Linked DNA regions of Mus musculus: region 1 is linked to region 2. A link is a loop called in an ENCODE intact Hi-C map of the cell type or tissue named here. Cell type or tissue: heart. All regions are shown on one strand. Each heading gives the region's core, and the rest is flanking DNA. Links, peaks and the distances in the headings are about the cores only.

Region 1 (8,486 bases), core at 425-8,424, 92 kb after region 2:
TTGAGCCTATAGCTAGGGGTTTATAATGAAAGAGATCACATTATAAGGTGAGAAGACAGAGATAGTTCTCGCTCTGGAACTGACCCAGGTACTACAAACACTATGGAAATTCCTTCTAAGCTGGTACCCTGTGACCAAAGTTCTTCACTTCTCCACAAGGCCACACTGGGAACCAGGCTTCTAGTCCATGAAACTTTGGAGGACATACTCAAACCATATCCATCTAAGCCAGCAATAGCTCTACTATACATACTATACAGTCTTCTTACAATACAAAAGAGTATACAGGACAGAAAATCGGGGCTTTTAAAAAGCGAGAAGAAACCAGACCTCGAAGTTGTTCATTTCTAAGCAAAATACCCCCTACCTGTTATTGACATAAACCCCCACACAGGAAAAGATGTAGTGCTTTTGTGATGTCTATAAAGTATCCCAAGTCCATTTAAAAACTCTATTTCCCACTTATAAAACAGTACTAATAGATACACATTCTATGTGCATTTCAAACTTCTGACAGTAATTCACAATGAAATGACATGTTATGCCACAACCTAAGTGTGGCATCACCCCCACCCCCTAAATCTGGCTCAGAGTTCCATGAAGCCACAGAACTCTTGCCAACTTATCATGGTGCCAGTCTCTTGTCAGATAGTCTTCTAATATTGGTTATGATCATAAAATAGAGTTTATCACCTTCATTCATTAGGAAGTGTGTGTGTGTGTGTGTGTGTGTGTGTGTGTATGTGTGTGTGTGTACATGATATTATAATTACAGGAAGGAAGTTTACAAAAGAAAGTAAGTTTGGCCTCTGAGCTACTAAGATGGCCTTTATCAAGCATCTAGAAACAGAAAAATGCCACCCCAGGATATCTTTGTGATAGCCCAGGAACCACATTAGCTAGAAGGGGCTAGGGGTGGGGATGGGGTAGGGGAAAGTCCTAAAGATTTAGAAATAAATTCACCCCCCCTCCCAAGATCATCTAAAACAAAATAAAAATGGTAAGAGAAAGGAAGGGAGAGCAAAGGGAAGGGGGAAGGGCAGATGAAGAAAGAGGTCATTTGTAGTACAAGCTCCAAGCCTTCACTTCCAGTGCAAAGATAATTGCAATTCTTGAAAATTATTGCAGACTAGATATGACAGTCATGTATTTTTAACTGCCTTTCATGCCCCCCCTGTTTGTGTTGTCGGCTCGCCAAAACTTCCTTTCTCCTCCCTCAAAGACACTGCAAAGCCATAATTAAGTCTGTGCCATCAAATGGACAAGCAGGAGCCCTGAGTTCTGCTAGAAATAGAGGCTACAAATGGTAAACACTCGAGGGAGACCTGGGAAGGTCTTCCCACACTCTGGGCTGCCTGTGAAGTTAGCTCCTCCCACACTTTTCTAGACTCAAGCCTCAAGGGTAATTCTGTACCTGCTCTAGGAGGCCCCTTAACTTTTCTGTAGCTAACCTGTGTGTTGGGAAACAGAGTGACATTTAGGACAAGCACTTGCATGCACTAGAGAATGATCTTCTGCAAACTTTGTGGACAACGACAAAAATCAAACCTCATTGTCATTGTGCTTTAGGTGGATTTCCTTATTTTCTGCCATTGCCTTCTTAAAATACTTTCTACCTGCATTCCCAAGTATATGCAAATGAAGTGGTTAATATGTGTGCAACGTCCTGAAGAAACGACAGGTCTTCTCTGTCCCCCAAAATCCTGAGCTTTTCTTAACCTCTTCTAGGAACTATACATTCACTCCAGGATGAGTGTGTATATGTGTGCCTTTGTTTACAGAAAACCTGCTGGCTCTACTGTAACACTGGATTTGGGAACAACAACGACAAAGCACCCAACTCTTGATTCTACATCAACTCCTACATATCAACTTAAATTTATGAGAGGAAAAAAAAGGCAAGGTGGCTACTGTTGTTGATTTGTTTATTTCTTTCTCTTTATAATCATTAACAGCACATGACTGGTGTGCCTTCTAATGACCCTGCTCTGCCAGAAGTCTAACATGAGACTAGTTGCTAGTAAACTCATTAATGGCACAGTCCTTAACCCTCCCTCTAGGGTCTGCCTTACTATCTCTGGACTATTCATGACGCCTGCAAACTGCGTATCCTGCTTCCCGACATAGATCCCGCTTAGTTCTTTCAGCACACGTATGACAGATCAAAGAGCAGCTTGAGAAGGTTAAGTAAGGCGAAGAGGCTTTTCTTCCCCTCCAGACACTGGATTTGGAAGCTCCACAGATCCACCCCCTTGGGGACATGAATCAGCATGTCAGGGATTGCCCTGTAATCTTGAACACATCCTCTTGAGTTGGCTGGTATGTTTCTGGGGCAAGCTCAGGCTAACCCTGAAGAATCATGCAGGTCTTCCCTTGAGAGACTGAGGCTGTCAGCACCGCGGCGGCGTCTTCCTTCCCCCCCAAGAGGCAACCTTGCAGACGCGGCACTCTGGGTACCAGCAAACACATCAAGTCAACCCGCAAAGTTCAGAGGAGTTGGCTCTGGTATGTTTACAAGTCCTAGCAGATCTCAGGAATGTTCAGGATAATTATTACCGCACCCAGAAGCGCCCAACCCAACCCTCTCACATCTGGAAGGAAGGAAGCGGCTACACAAAGGAGAGCGAGAGAGACCTCCTCCTGCCACTGAATTCTTAGACCAGAGGAAGACTGGAGCCCAGCTCTTCCCTCTTTGTAAAGGGACCTAGCACTAGTCAGCAGCATCTTTAAAAGTGCAGGAAGCCCTTTGCAAAGGAAGACGTTGGCCACTAGTCCAAACAAAACAGCATTTCTCAAATTAGGGTTAAATGTGCCTTCTCCGATGAAAATAAAAAGTGAAATGCTCCAGAAAATGGACAGAGAGCAGTTCACACGCACACAGCCTCTCCAATACAGGCGCGCTTAGGATGTGACACGCCTATTTACAAAGGGTGGCCAAGCCAAACCCTGGACGTCCTCAGCTAAGGCCAGGGACCCCTCCCTCAGCTTTTCACCACCTTCGGATGGCTTCCCCGGACAGAAGTGTCTGGGATTCAACGATTCATCTCCCTACCTCCCACCAAAGCAAAAAGCGCGTGGTCCAACGCGGCGTGTTCTCAAACCCCACCAGCGTCAAAGCATCAGACCCGCCAAACTTCCTGTCACTACACTGCCAGAGCCACCAAAGAGCGGCGCCAAGTGCCTAGGAACTCCAGTCCAGGCTGAACCAGCCCGGGAGCTTTGGGGCGGGGCTTCCCGGTGGCAGGAGATTGGGGACCAGCTCTGCGGGTCCCCAACCTGCGCGCGCCGGGGGGTGGGGGGTGGCGGCGCACTCTGCGCTCCTAATGTGGAACCTCGGCCTCCTTCCTCCAGCGACAGCGCGCTCTGATAATCCTGGGACAGTCGCCTACCTACCTGCTCAGCCGCCTCCTTCCTCGGGCGAGCTGGGCTGTTGTCGCCTTGCTACTTTATTGTCTGCGTTGCGCAGCGCGCGGGACCCGGGAAATCCTCTCCGCGCCAGTCCCGCAACTCCAGGGCGCGCGGCGCCTTCCTCTGCAGCAGCTGTCTTCCTCTCGGTCCTCCTCCTCTCCGCCCAGGCTTGGGCTCAGCGTCAGAGCCGCGCAGCTCAACTCCACGGCGGCTAGCCGGGCAGCCAGAGCTCTCAGCATCCCCTGGCCCGGTATCCTTACCAGGATACCCACGCTCCGCGGAGGAGCCTCGAGCCGCCTTCCCCACCTTTCTCAGTGTCCCCACCTCCCTCAGTCCAGCCTCTAGCCGCTGTCAGCACCGGCTCTCCACCGATCTCTCTGCACTGCCCCCGCCCGTCGCCTCTCCGGGGGCCAGGGCGGCCCTGCCAATGAGGCTCGGCGGATGCGCTGTTCCGGCCCAGTCATTGTATCGGGAGGAGGAGGGGGAGCGAAGCAGGGAGGGGGCGCTCGGCCCCGCGGTTGCAGCTCGCCTGGCCTTCTGCGCGCGCACAGGCGACGGGTAATGAATTTAAGAGAATCTTGGGGTGCATCTAGGAGGCGGCCGGAAAGCTAGCTTCTTTGCATCACCCTAACTTTGAAGCACCATAGGACTCTCTATTGTACTTCCTGGATTTAGGCATCCCGAGACCTTAGGATAAGGGAGACCTCATAACCTGGAGAAATGACTGGATCTTAGACTCTTGCAATCAGATGGCTCTGAATGAAAGAAGAAAGAGGAAGCGGTGTCTGATACTGTCCCACAGTAGACAGTTATGATATGGCATTTAATTCTCTATCTGACTCGGAGGTGCTGTGTTGCGATTTCTTTGAAGGCTCAAAAAAATTCTCTCCAAACAGCTAATAGTGACAGGGCAGAGGTCGCAGTCTAATCTGATGCTGACCTTAACACAGTGATTGGGAGAAGGAAAGGGGGAAGCAGTTCATGAAAGACCCCAACTAAGATTTATCCAAGCCGGGCGTGGTGGCGCACGCCTTTAATCCCAGCACTCGGGAGGCAGAGGAAGGCAGATTTCTGAGTTCGAGGCCAACCTGGTCTACAAAGTGAGTTCCAGGACAGCCAGGGCTATACAGAAAAACCTTGTCTTGAAAAACCAGAGAGACAGAGAGAGAGAGAGAGACAGAGAGAGAGAGAGAGAGAGAGAGAGAGATTTATCCAAATGAGTTGATAGGGGAAAAGGCTGTGCAAATCCTAAAGCTCTTTTAACCCCCCCCCCCAACCAAACACACACACATTTCTCTGGGTACTTGCAGTTAATTCATTTTTCAAAGTAAATCCATTACAAAACTAATTATCTTCAACTACACAATTATATAGCTCTGTGTTTTGTTGAACAGTTAGTTGACTTATCACTTGTGAGTCTTTAATCTCTCGGCAATACTGGATTTTTACTTTCCTCCCTTTCTTGTCTTCTTCTGTCCCCGCTCCTTTGCCTGTTTTCCTCTTCTTAACAGAACGCAGTCCTACACACTTTGAGGCAGGGAGAGGACCTTGGTTTCCAGGCCCTGATATCAGTGCTGTTGATGGGAAGGGAAGGGAGAAGGCAAGATTTGAAGTGACAGACACTTGAGGTGGCTTGGTGTGTGACAGGTATTGTGCGTGCCTGGTGTAAGTTTTAATTACATTTTCTTCTGGTGCTGAACGGACTGTTTGCTTTCCATTAAATAGAAAATACTGAATGAGCAGCTAACGTTTGTTGAGTGGTAATTACTTGCCCTCGCAGACCTGAGCTGTGTAAGCTGATCGCTTGACACCATCTCACTTCCCTCCCACCTCCCACCCTGCACCCCCCCTGCACCCCCCCACCACCGCCCACCCCTAGGGCTGGGAAGATAAGGAAGCTCCCTGCAGCCAGGTCTGCATCCGTAGTGTGAGCCCATTCAGTGTCAGTTGAGTTTATGGAACTCTGTTTTAACCAGGAAGCACATGAGCCCGAGAGATCAGCTGACCAGCTTGGGAACAGGACCCTGGGAAGAGGTGGTACCCACCTGTAAAATTGCAAACCTCGATACAAAACGCCTGTTCAATGCAATCACCCAGGTAAAAATATCTCCCCATAAGCGAAAGTTTTTGAGACTTTTGTTTCCTTCTAGGTGGGGATACTTTGTAAACCAGGAGACCTTTTGGAAGGTGGGACTTGGCTGGTGAAAGTACTAGCGGTGAGCCTTTGAAGACAAGAGTCTGGATAAGTTCCCCAGTTTTCTGCCTCCTGGTCCGTGGCGATATGACGTTGCAATGAATGCTGCTATGGCTTTCTCCATGCTTTTCCCACCATGCCAGACCAGACTCTCTGAAACTGTGAGTCAAGTTCAAGTTCATCTTTGCTCCCTCAAGTTGTTTCTATAGGTGTTTGGTCAAGAGTGAAGAAAGATAATGAATATGCATGCACAGGTCTTGTTTCAAAAAAGAGACTCTTTTTTTTTTTTTTTTTTTTTTTTTTTGGGCCAATCAATTCTCTAGGAGATGCTGTCATAAAGAGGGGGAAGAATGGAAGAGGAGCAAAGCCATTGATAGGAGGATGGTATTTGTTTTTAAAACACAAATATATATATGTAAACCTGTGTCTAAATATGATTGTAAGATAAGCCCAATGAGACAACATCTAGACAGTGAAAATATTATTTATTTGAGTTTCAAAAAAAAAATGATCAACACCTCTTGTAGTCTTTGTCAAACCAGTAAATAGGTAACTCCATGCTGGGCAGTGTGAAAAAAACAAAACACTGCAATGAATCGAATAAAATATGTGTTCTGCAGGAAGCTGTAATTTAATAGATATGAGGCAAATATCTATGGTCAAAATGACAGCCATGAACATCAGGAACCAAAAATACAGAATTTCCAGGTTTTTAAAAAAAAAAATTAAGGCCCCGCTCACAGCTCTATTACACAAAAAGGAATAGTTTTGATGGAAGGTTATGTTAAAAATTTCTGTCTGTTTCCAGCCCTATTTTACCATTTGGGAGGTTTTTGTTTGTTTGTTTGTTTTTTGTCTTTTTTTTTTAGCATAAAGGAGTGTTTTGGTATTTTGGTATGTATGTCATGAAATCGAGCTACTGCGTTAACAAAGATATGTACTATAAATATCCAAATTAGAACACTTTAAAAGTATTCATTTATTTTGATTAATGGTAGATACATGCTTGTTGAATTTTAAAAAAAGAAATTATGTGTATTGGTATTTTCTTTGCACATATACCTACTTACCACTTTTGTGCCTGGTGCTCCCAGAGGCCAGAAGAGGGCATTGGCTGCCCTGGAACTGGAGTTACAGACAGTTGTGAGCTATCCTGTGGGTACTGGGAATGAACACAGATCCTCTGGGAAAGGAGACAGTGCTTTTAACTGCTGAGCTATCTCTCCAGCCTCTCATTTAGAGATTTTTTTTTTTTTGACAATACAGCAAAGTAAGCATGGTGGGAATGGAAAAGTACCATGAGATCGCTACTCTGAATAAGAATCTTTAACCTTTATACTTCATACTTCAAAGATATATATGCAAGGCACATACATAAATCAAGTATTTTATTAATGTGCCACGCATTATTTACCCATACCAATTAGGCTTCTTTGATTTTTTTTGTTTGCTTTATGCAAAATTTGAAAGACAAGGTTAAAAGAAGGTCACATCATCCCTGCAGCAAGATTTTAATTTTAGCAGGTTTGTACTTTCCAAAGATTTCCTGCTGATCACTGAAATTTGGGATAAAAGCACACATGTTCCATAGCTAGAGGCTTGCAAGTGAGCAAGCGTTCATTTATGTGTAATTAGAATAGCCACACTTGGGTTCCCTGCATGTAAGGCAGGTCATTTAATTACCAACCCTAGGAAGAATTCAGTCCTACAGTTTCCATTCTAGACGTGAAGACAGAGGAGGACACAGAACCAGGGAGGAGATGGGATGTGCCCGAAGTGAGTTAGCTGTTAAATCAATTTTGGTTGGCTTCTAGGTCTGAGTGACTCAGCATGGTGACCCCATCTGGGTACTATGCCTGTGGACCTCACTATTTGAGGCACTTCTGTTATTAGCTTAGGCAACTCTCCACTGGTTTGGGGGGGAGTTCTTTAAAAATCAAATATTGAGGGGGCTGGAGAGATGGCGCAATGATTAAGAGCACTGACTGCTCTTCAGGAGGTCCTGAGTTCAATTCCCAGCAACCACATGGTGGCTCACAACCATCTGTAATGGGATCTGATGCCCTCTTCTGGTGTGTCTGAAGACAACTACAGTGTACTTACATATAATAAATAAATAAATCTTTAAAAAAATAAACAAATATTGAGTCAGGCTTTGTAGTATACAACTGTAATCTTATCCCTCAAGAAATATCCATTCTAGATCACCCTGAGCTAGGGAGAAAGTTCCAGGACAGCCTGAGGTATAATATGAAATCCTGTCTCAAAACTAAAATAGAACCTAGTGATATTGGACATATTAGAAACTGTTCTTGGAGTTACTCTGGTTCAAGGGCAGTTGCTGTGTTTTATTTCTATAATATTCTTTTATTAGCAGTAACTGCTGATGAGGATCATGGCCATCCAAAGCTATACTACAGACCATGTTGTCCCTTCTTAAAGAATGCCATGATGTCATACATTTCCACTTAAGTGCTACACAAACTCCCCATCCCAAAGACACCAAATGTGTCTTTTGCTCCTTGCTGCTTCTATGGGAGATGTTTACTCTCATAATGGCTTCATCTTTCTGTTAACCCCAGGGCCTTTTCACATACAGCAAGATGAATCCAAATCCTCTCTTTCCAATAAGGCCTCTGAGGCTATTGCATTTTATGCTCAAATATAGCATTAAAATATTATTTCTAATTTTTGAGTATGAGATGTGATATGAATAAGCAAAATTAGTGTCTTAAGTGCATGAACTATGGTGCCCTGAAATTAAAACAGAATTTGAAAGCTTAAATAGTGCTGTTTAAAGCAGGGTAGATGTTACACTAAATGATAGGAAATTGCTTTTCAGGGTCAATACTGGCAATTTCATAATGTTCAATCGAATGCAAAG
Region 2 (8,486 bases), core at 367-8,366:
AGGATGGCACAGAGATATCTGTGAACTTGCTCCAGGTCACACAGCAAACAGGCTTTGGAGCCGGAACTGGAACACAGAGTCTTCCCCCTTAACCTCCGTTGCCACACGAAGCCTCTGTAAGTGCCTTAACATAGGAGGGACTGCAACAGCGGCTGCTTCCATTGGTAGCAACATTCCACCCACTATCTTCTCATTCTCCTTCCTTCCTTCCTTCCTTCCTTCCTTCCTTCCTTCCTTCCTTCCTTCCTTTTCTTTCTTTCCTTCTTATATTAATGCTTAATTTACATTTACCCTTTCAAATGGACAGATTGTAAGGTTTTGACATGTGTAGGCATTCGCACGCCCATCACCATAGTTAAAACTGAATAGCACCTCAGAGATGTCCCCATGTCGCTTGGGGTCCACCTTGTCCCCACCCTAGCTCAGAGACCATGAGATTTTAGCCACACACCCACAACTCTCAAAGGACCCTTGAAGAGTATCCAAGAACAGAATATAGATAGGTTAGAGAGAATTACATCTTTCATTGTCACAATCTCCAACTTAAGTCCAGCAACCCCTTTAGTTACTAATGGGGGTATCAAACGCTAGTTTCCCTGGCCGCACCACCCCCAGGAAGCCCAGATCTGTTTATAACACACATCAGGTACTTAAGTGCAAAACCTTGCTTATCCTCCTGGCAGCTCAGCAATACAGTAGCCACAAGATCCGACCGCAGGACTCACATTTTATCTTAATAAAGTAAGCACCATTGGAGACCCTTTTTATGGCACTAAATATCAATCACATGGAAATATTCATTGTAGAAATCAGCCAGAGTGTTTATATCACAGGCATGTTTAACATTTAATAACTTTACTTCAATATAATTTAAATAGGTTTTTTTTGTTTTGTTTTTTGCCTTTTGTTTTTTTGTTTTTGTTTTGTTTTTTGTTTTTTGTTTTTTTCAGAGGAGGGATGCTTCAGCTTTGCCACTTTGCTGAAAGGGATTTGCTTTCCCTGGGAGAACTGATGGATCGGGAAAGAAAGTCGTTGGTAACTTATTCCATTGTGACAGGTAATAAAGAAAATGTGCAACCACGGGAAAAAAAGCCTTTCCCAGCTGAAGGTAGTGTTTTTGCTGAGTGTGAGATACAGACTAGATAAGGTTCCTTTGCTGCGGACACTGGCGGAGGAACTACAGATCCTTATCTTGAAATTGTTGCAAGCTGAGCTGTGCTCTAAGGCTGGGAATCGCTACTGGGAGCATCAAGCGTTGCTCAACCGCGCCACCTGCCGTTTACGTGAGAATCTGCACGGACTGCAAAGACGCCTGCAGGCTTTAGCAACTGCCAATGGGGCCAGGGGAAAGAGGCAGGGGATCAAGGAGGGAGTGTGACTCAGTCACAACACCAACTAAGCACAGCAGGCAGAAGCCAAGCATTCATGCTGCCCAACTATTTGGGATTGCAGGTTGAATGTCTCCAAAAACATCGAACGCAAAATCCTTCAAAACATGAGATCGTTTGAGCATCAGCTGTGGAAAATTCCACGCCACAAAACTGTCTCACATACAGAGTTATTTAAAATACTGTATAAAATCACCCCAGGCTTGTGTATACTGCATGTAACGAACTGCATGGGAAACATCAAGGGAACCTATGTTTAGATTTGGATCTTTGTGCAAAGAGTTCATTAGATACATGCAGCTTTCCCAAAACTAAAGAAATAAATCTAAAATCCAAACTGCACTGTCCTCAAGCCGTTCAGATAAGGAACACTCAGCCTGTACTTAACTACCTGGCTTGGATAATGAAGATACGTTTTCTTGCCCTTCAGTTTGTCAACTCCAGATTAATTTTTTTCTTTCTTAGTTATGCTAGGGATGGGAACGGGTGATTTTCATAAGATATACAAAAAAGAAACTATATGTAAGGAGAAACTCCTTGATTTCACTGCTAATAAAAAACGAACACTGAACAAATGAGGTACTCCCCCACCCCCGTCATAAATCAAATGATCCCAGGAAGACACAAGAACCGATATATCTGTCAATTACCTTGAGTCCCCATGTGAATGTTCCTAGTTGGAGTTGAAGTGGCTTCCTTCAACTGGAAAAGGCACATCTAAGATTTGCTGAGGAACCCTGAGTTAATTTCCGAAGCTGCTGTCTTGAGGTAAAGCTGAAAGAATGTGTGTATAATCCTGAACCACAAATTGTGCTGACTTTATCTCTCAGTGAGGGGCTTGGAAAGCAACGGCTTTTTTATCCTTCCCTTTGGACCTCCTAACTCCCATCTTTGATGTGGAAGATGGCCTTAGGCATTCCGGGAGAGGGAGGTGTGTTATTGCTCCTTAAGACACCCACTACTTCTCAGCCTTCACAGAGCTCTCTCACCGGCAAGTTTCATCGCTCATTGTAATATTTGCATCATGCTTTCTTCCCAATATCCAATGTGCCGTGTCCCCTCCTCCTGACACTAGAAATCCCCCTCGCCCCACAAGCACTTCTGACAAGCTCCTTGACAAAGACCAATCTCTTCAGCTGTCGTAAGGATGTGGATGGGGTGGAATTTCACAGGGAATCTTCTAGAGAATGAACAGCGAGGTGGAACGTGGCCGCTCATTATTTCCTCATCGTCCTAAGTGACGGGTGACCATGTCCTGAAGCCAGTTCTGGAAGCATGCTCTGCCCCCAGCTCAGCGCACTGGCCATGGGGGGAAAGTTCACTCCTTAATGCTCCATTTGTAAATTAAATTCTGGTCCTGGGGCCGAGCTGTCAGATCTCACAGCTGAATTCTTGGGACTCGAGTGTACATGGCTGCCTTTGTCTTCATCTTTCACTGTAGCACCTACGGGTACTATAAATGTCTGGTAATTATACTATCAAATTCCCAGCCCCACACAATCTTTGCAGTGGCAGCAGTGGCCACACAAATGAGCCATAGGAGATGGGTGTTAAGAGTAAGTCACCAGAGACTCTAATTCCAATTAAGGCAAGAAGCGGGGCCCCACTTCACCTCAGAAGCCATGTCTAGTAACTGTGCCATCGTGCCTCTGATTCTGAAATACTAAGGATGTGCTCAGCATTCAATAGAAACAGGGCTGTCAGATGCTAGAGAGGCTAAAAGTCCACCATCGCAGCTGCTTCTCATACCTGACATAGATTTTGCTGGAAGCACACCACACACACACACACACACACACACACACACACACACACACACACACGGTTTTTTCAGCACTTCATTCACAGAATCTGCTAGTACCATGGACTTGATAATTAAAATGAGATATGTGTCATATGACAGTATCAGGAATCCAGAAGGTAAGCCACAGGGTGACCCAGGTTTGGACCTGTGACCAGGGATGCAGCAGCAGCCCTGTTTCAATTATGTGTGGTACCTGAGTCGGGCATCATGGGGAAGCTGTAGTAAAAATAGCTGGGGCTATCGAGACATACATTTTACTGCGGGTCAGAAAAAAACAAAACACCAGTTTCTTGAGACATGTCCTTGAATTCCAGGGCCTCCCACCTCAGGCTCCCCAGGGGTGGGTTTACTTGTCAGTGCCACCATATATGACCCATGTTCTCTCTCTCTCTCTCTCTCTCTCTCTGCTCATGCATGTGTGGTCCCCGTAGAAGGTTAGAGAAATTAAATCAAATCACCAGAGAAGGTTCAAAACATGGAAGAAACTTACATGATAACCTTCAAGGCGAAATTTCCCAGTCATGTTAACTAATAGCCTTTTGATTAGTAATGTCTGCCTGAATCAGGAAGGGATCCTGAGACCATTTTGAGTTCTGTGACCAAGGGATGCTGTGGGAGATTGATGATGTCTGTCCTGGCATGGAAAGGGAGGGTGGCTGCCTCACTTTAGGCATATCAGTTCTAGTCAGGCCTGGGACTCTGACCATGGTTCTCAGAAGTTTCCTCAGAGTGGCCAACCAGGCCTGACAGGCAAGCAGAAGCTCAAACCAGAGAAGGTAGTGCAGTTCTAGCCGTGTCTGAGGAATTTCTCCTCAGTGGCCACCTGTGAGGTCCACGAGGTGCTCCTGGAGCCTGCAATGACAGAAAGGCCTTGTCCCTAGGAGAAATATGGCTGAGAACCCCTCAGGGTTCAGATTCAAGGCCGGGGTTGGGGGTGGGTCTGAAAGTGAGGCGGTTTCGAGGGCTCCTAAACCTCTTTTTATGCATTCCTTGAACGTTAGTAATGTATACTTGAAAACACCAGCCAGCCTCAGGTGTGTAGAGGGCACTTGGTGAATGTTTGGTCAGGATAGGAAAGGACCAGGGTAGCGCTGGGTGCGGCACGACTGACCCCTAGTGGTGGACCTAGAGAATTCCTATTTAAAAGTCTTCAAAAAGCCTGTTAGAAAGTGTGGCTAACCCGACTCAGGATTTCATGAAAGAAGGGTCTAGGGATAAAATAACTAAGAAAAAGTTTACATTATGTAATATGTATACATTCTATCCTCTTTTTTTGGCAATTCACCCACGTTTTCTAAATGTCTGAAAGTTCTTGCAATTAAAGTAATTTAAATTCCCTTTAACACTCCAGTTTGCTTGAACATAGCTACGATTGCTCTTTCTTAAGCTCTCTTCCCACTATGTAACATACAGATCCTTGGAGGAAGGAAAGCCTGTGCATTCCTGCTTTCCCTTCAGTACGGAGACTTCAGGGAGATGTAGCTTTCCTCTACCAAGCTCCCTGCCAAAGCCGCTGCAAACCTGTGGTTTTTGGTAAGCAGCCTTCCGTTGTTTGCCATCATGACTGTAGTTAAGGAGAACGCTAAATTTTAAAACTATGTTAATTAGTAATCAAATTAAATGAAATGTTAAAGACTCTTCTTCCAGCTTGAAACAAAGTGCTTGTCGGCCTCAGGTTAGAAGCTGTGCTGCTGAAAGCCGAATTCCTTCCGGGCCTTCCTTCTAGTTCTCCAGATAAAGCCTAGAAGTAGGAACACCTGAATGAAGGGTTCACGTAGCCTACGATGCTTCCTGCTTCCTGCTTCCTGCTTCCGAGTCAGGGTTAGTGAAGCACAGTGGCCAGGTGGTTGGCAGCTACAGAGCCACTTCCCTCCTGAAGACCAGCTCTGCCTTTCTCCCAGTGACTCCTGATATGGAGCTACCCACAGTCCTTAATATCGATTCTGTGAGAAGAGTTTGGATATCAAACCCAGTGGGCATTTAGACTTCCCTGCGATATCCCATCCACAGCTGGTCAGAGAGCTGAGAATTAAGTGGTTGTTCAGGGTTCAAGCCCCGAATAGTCTGTTTCTATTAATCTTACCCTACCCCAAGGCTACCCCTTCCCCAAGGCAAAGGGGAAGAATGGTGGAAAAGGGGACAGAAAGACTATGAGTCAGGGTTACAAGCCAGTCAAAATTCCAGGCATGAAGTGAGGACAGGCTCCTGATACCCAGTCCTAGACGAGGAGCTTCCTGCAGGTGCTGGCTGCCGGGGAAGGAAGAGTCCATTTCCTTCAGGGGCGTAGCCTCTGGAAGGTTGACTGTCTCTTAGTGAGGCAGTTCTCAATCTGTGGCTCATGACTGCTTTGAGGGGTCGCCAAAGACCATCAGAAAACAGAGATATTTACATTACAATTCATAAGACTAGCAGCATTGTAGTTATGAAGTTGCCACCAAAATTTTATGTTTGAAGGTCACCGTGCCATGAAGCACTGTATTAAAGCATTCGGAAGGCTCAGAACCAGGGCACTGGTGGATGGCCCCACGCCTGTGCACATATGGACGGCAGTAGTTGGACTCAGCGAGTTATTTAAAAAGAACAAGAGGACATTAGTGTTGAAAGGGGCAGTGTTGGGGAGATCAGATTTAAAAAAAGAGAAAGAAGGGAAAGGGTCTGATATGATCAAGCTACATTGTACACACCTATGAAATTGTCAAAGAACAAACAAAATCACTAAATCTCAATCATTAACTTTGTTCGCCTGTTCATTAGGCCTAAGCTAGTTACATGTTTAACTGTGAATTAGATAGATGGATAGATAGATAGATAGATAGATAAATTGGGGCAACTGTGAAATGAATGAATGAATGAATGAATGAATGAATAAATAAATAAATAAATAAATAAATAAATAAATTGGGGCTAGAGAGATGCCCATGCCACACACTACCACTTGCCCTTCCGGGAGACCTGGGTTTGACTTCCAGCACCCACATGGTAGTTCACAACTATCCCAGGGAACTCCAGTCCCAAGGACTCTCAAGTTCTCTTCTGGCCTCTGTGGGCACCAGGTATGCACTAGGTGCGCAGACATGCATACAGGCAAAACTCCCTATATATACACAAAGATTTTTTTTTTAAAGAAAAGAAATTCACAAGTAGAATGCTTGTACAAAATTTGAGCAACACATAGGCAACTCATCTAAAGCACAGAACAGGTGCTACTTTTAAATCTTTTTCCTTTTTCTTTTCTTTTTAGTTTATTTATTTATTTTTCTTTAGGAAGAGAACCCCTATAGAATGGAAGTATCCTGTCACCTTTGGGCCATTTCACTTTTATTTCAACGTGGAAGAATAAGTGTGTTCTTTCATCTTCATCAGCGGCAATGCAGATGGTTGGAAGGTCGTGGTAACGTGCTTTCTACTCCCTCCCCGTGGACACCTCAGAGTGGGCTCACGGCTCATGCGAGGTTTTGGTAGTCACAGAACTGGGTGCTTACCTTTGCCGAATGGCTTCTCTCTCGCCCTCAGTCTGTTCTCACAGGAAGGATGCTTGGTCCGGCCTGTGCCAATGTCATCTTTTGCTTCCCCACATTATTTCTCCTGGGTTTCTTCTCTAAGCCTGGAACACAGAGAAAAGAGGCTCGGTCACTTCGGCAGCGGTTAGAAGGACCGTCAGCCTCAAGTCACTGACAATTCCAGTTTATTTCTAATTTTCCCCTGGCTGGCTACAGATTAATCACAGGTTTCGAGATTCAGACAATTAGATATTTAGAGCAAGAGCTCTCTCAAAACACCAATGACAGTGGACTGTTCTCCTTAACAACCGAAGAGGCAAACGCTGACTTGACCTTTCAGGAATCATCATATGACCCCTGGACATCTGGCGTCAGGCTGGGCTCTGTAGGGGGAGATTCTGAAGTGCAGCAAGTTACCTACAATACCATCAGGGCTGTTGGGGTAGGAGCGAGAACGTGGGATGATAGCATCTTAGACTCGAATCTCAGGATTATAGAAAGCATCGTGGCAGCTTTGAGTCTGGGCTTTGAATAGATATTGACTGTATGGTAAGGATGAAGCTGGCTGTGGGTGCTGATGAACTAACCGTTAGCGTGGGCATTGTGCCTTGAGAGCATTTGGACGTATCTATCATACTCCCTATAAAAGACACGGCTTTTCCCTGGAGGCTCTGCTTCATTCAGTAAGCACGCCTCCCCCTTGCCAATTGTTTGGCCAAACTGCTTCACACAGCAGAGGGTAAACTCTGGACTAGGAGGGCAGACATAGCAGATGTGCCTTTCATTGTTTCATTGTGTGGATGAATGAGGCTCCTGTCACACCCTCCCCTTGGCAGCTTCCCACCCACTTGCTCCTCTATAGCCCGTCACCCCCCCCCCCATGCAGGCCTGAAAGTCCAGTTGGTGCAGAAGGCAGAAGGAACTCAACTCGAATCCCTACAAGCACCTTTGCCCTGCGCTGCTCATAGACGCCACAGAATAAGTCAGTCTTCCCATGCAGAAACCATGCCAGTCAGTTTCTCATGCAATGACAAAGATACGAAATCGTTCTCTCATTTATGGTTTTAGAGGTGTACCCCCTGGCTGGCTTCCTCCATTACTATGAAGTAGAATAAAATATCATGGTGGTAAGAACATGTGGAACAGGGGGCTGCTGTCACAGGGAGGACAGAGGGAGTGAAGGGGAGAGGGGGCAGGGACAAGGCTGTTAAGGACCCACCCTCATGACTTTCCAGCTTGGCCCCGACTTCAAATATCTGTCCCACCTTCCAGTAAGAACAACACATTTTTGCATCATTCACTAATGTACTGATCCATTGATAAGCCAGAGTCCATCATTGGGGCGCTTTAACACCTGAGCCATCTGGGAGACACTTCATACCCAAACCATGACAGAAACTCGATATTTTAGGAAATCAGTTACAAATAAAATATAGTGCAGATTGGAAGTTCCGTGCAATATTTTCCAGAAACCTTTTAGAAGAAAATCCCAAGTGGTTTCAGGAAACAAGTTCATTTACTTTAATCTCCCAAAAGCTGATAGAAGCTCCTTTTATGTAAGCTGTTTTTAAATAAACATCAAAGTGCCAAAAGCTGGCCATGGTGGTTCCAACTTGCAATCCCAGTACTCAGAAAGATGAGGCAGGGGGATTGCCAGGAGCTCACGGACAGCCTAGGCTATGTTGCAAGTTCTAGGCTAGTCTGACTCTATATGAAACCTTGTCTCAGCAAAGAAGCAAAGCCAATAGGATTTGATTTAAACTGTGAGAACTGGTGTTTGGGGAGGGTGGTCAT

Evidence for each region. Hi-C counts contacts between places; a loop is a spot of excess contacts. Peaks named below come from ENCODE experiments on the same cell type or tissue, not always from the same donor. Only the 100,000 strongest peaks of a DNase experiment are listed, where the experiment ranks them.
Region 1: it touches region 2 in a loop (2.9-fold over the local background); 4 of 42 quality-filtered maps call a loop at or near these places.

What each region holds. Positions count from the first base shown.
Region 1 is chr6:97,613,797-97,622,282 of GRCm38, forward strand. Gm32247 (a long non-coding RNA gene) reads left to right here and starts at 2,690. Exons shown (of 4, transcript XR_003956339.1): 1 at 2,690-3,966; 2 at 4,920-5,055; 3 at 5,559-5,763. It also overlaps a transcript of Frmd4b not described here. In heart, for the core only: no CTCF peak of the experiment used is centred there; DNase peaks (open chromatin) are centred at 3,165 and 3,755; H3K4me3 peaks cover 2,351 bases; H3K27ac peaks cover 2,038 bases.
Region 2 is chr6:97,522,056-97,530,541 of GRCm38, forward strand. The region is part of intron 1 of Gm46970 (a long non-coding RNA gene); the gene reads left to right. It also overlaps a transcript of Frmd4b not described here. Among named protein-coding and RNA genes, the nearest start is that of Gm25852, 21 kb to the right of the region's middle. In heart, for the core only: a CTCF peak has its summit at 1,286; DNase peaks (open chromatin) are centred at 1,286 and 4,155; H3K4me3 peaks cover 280 bases.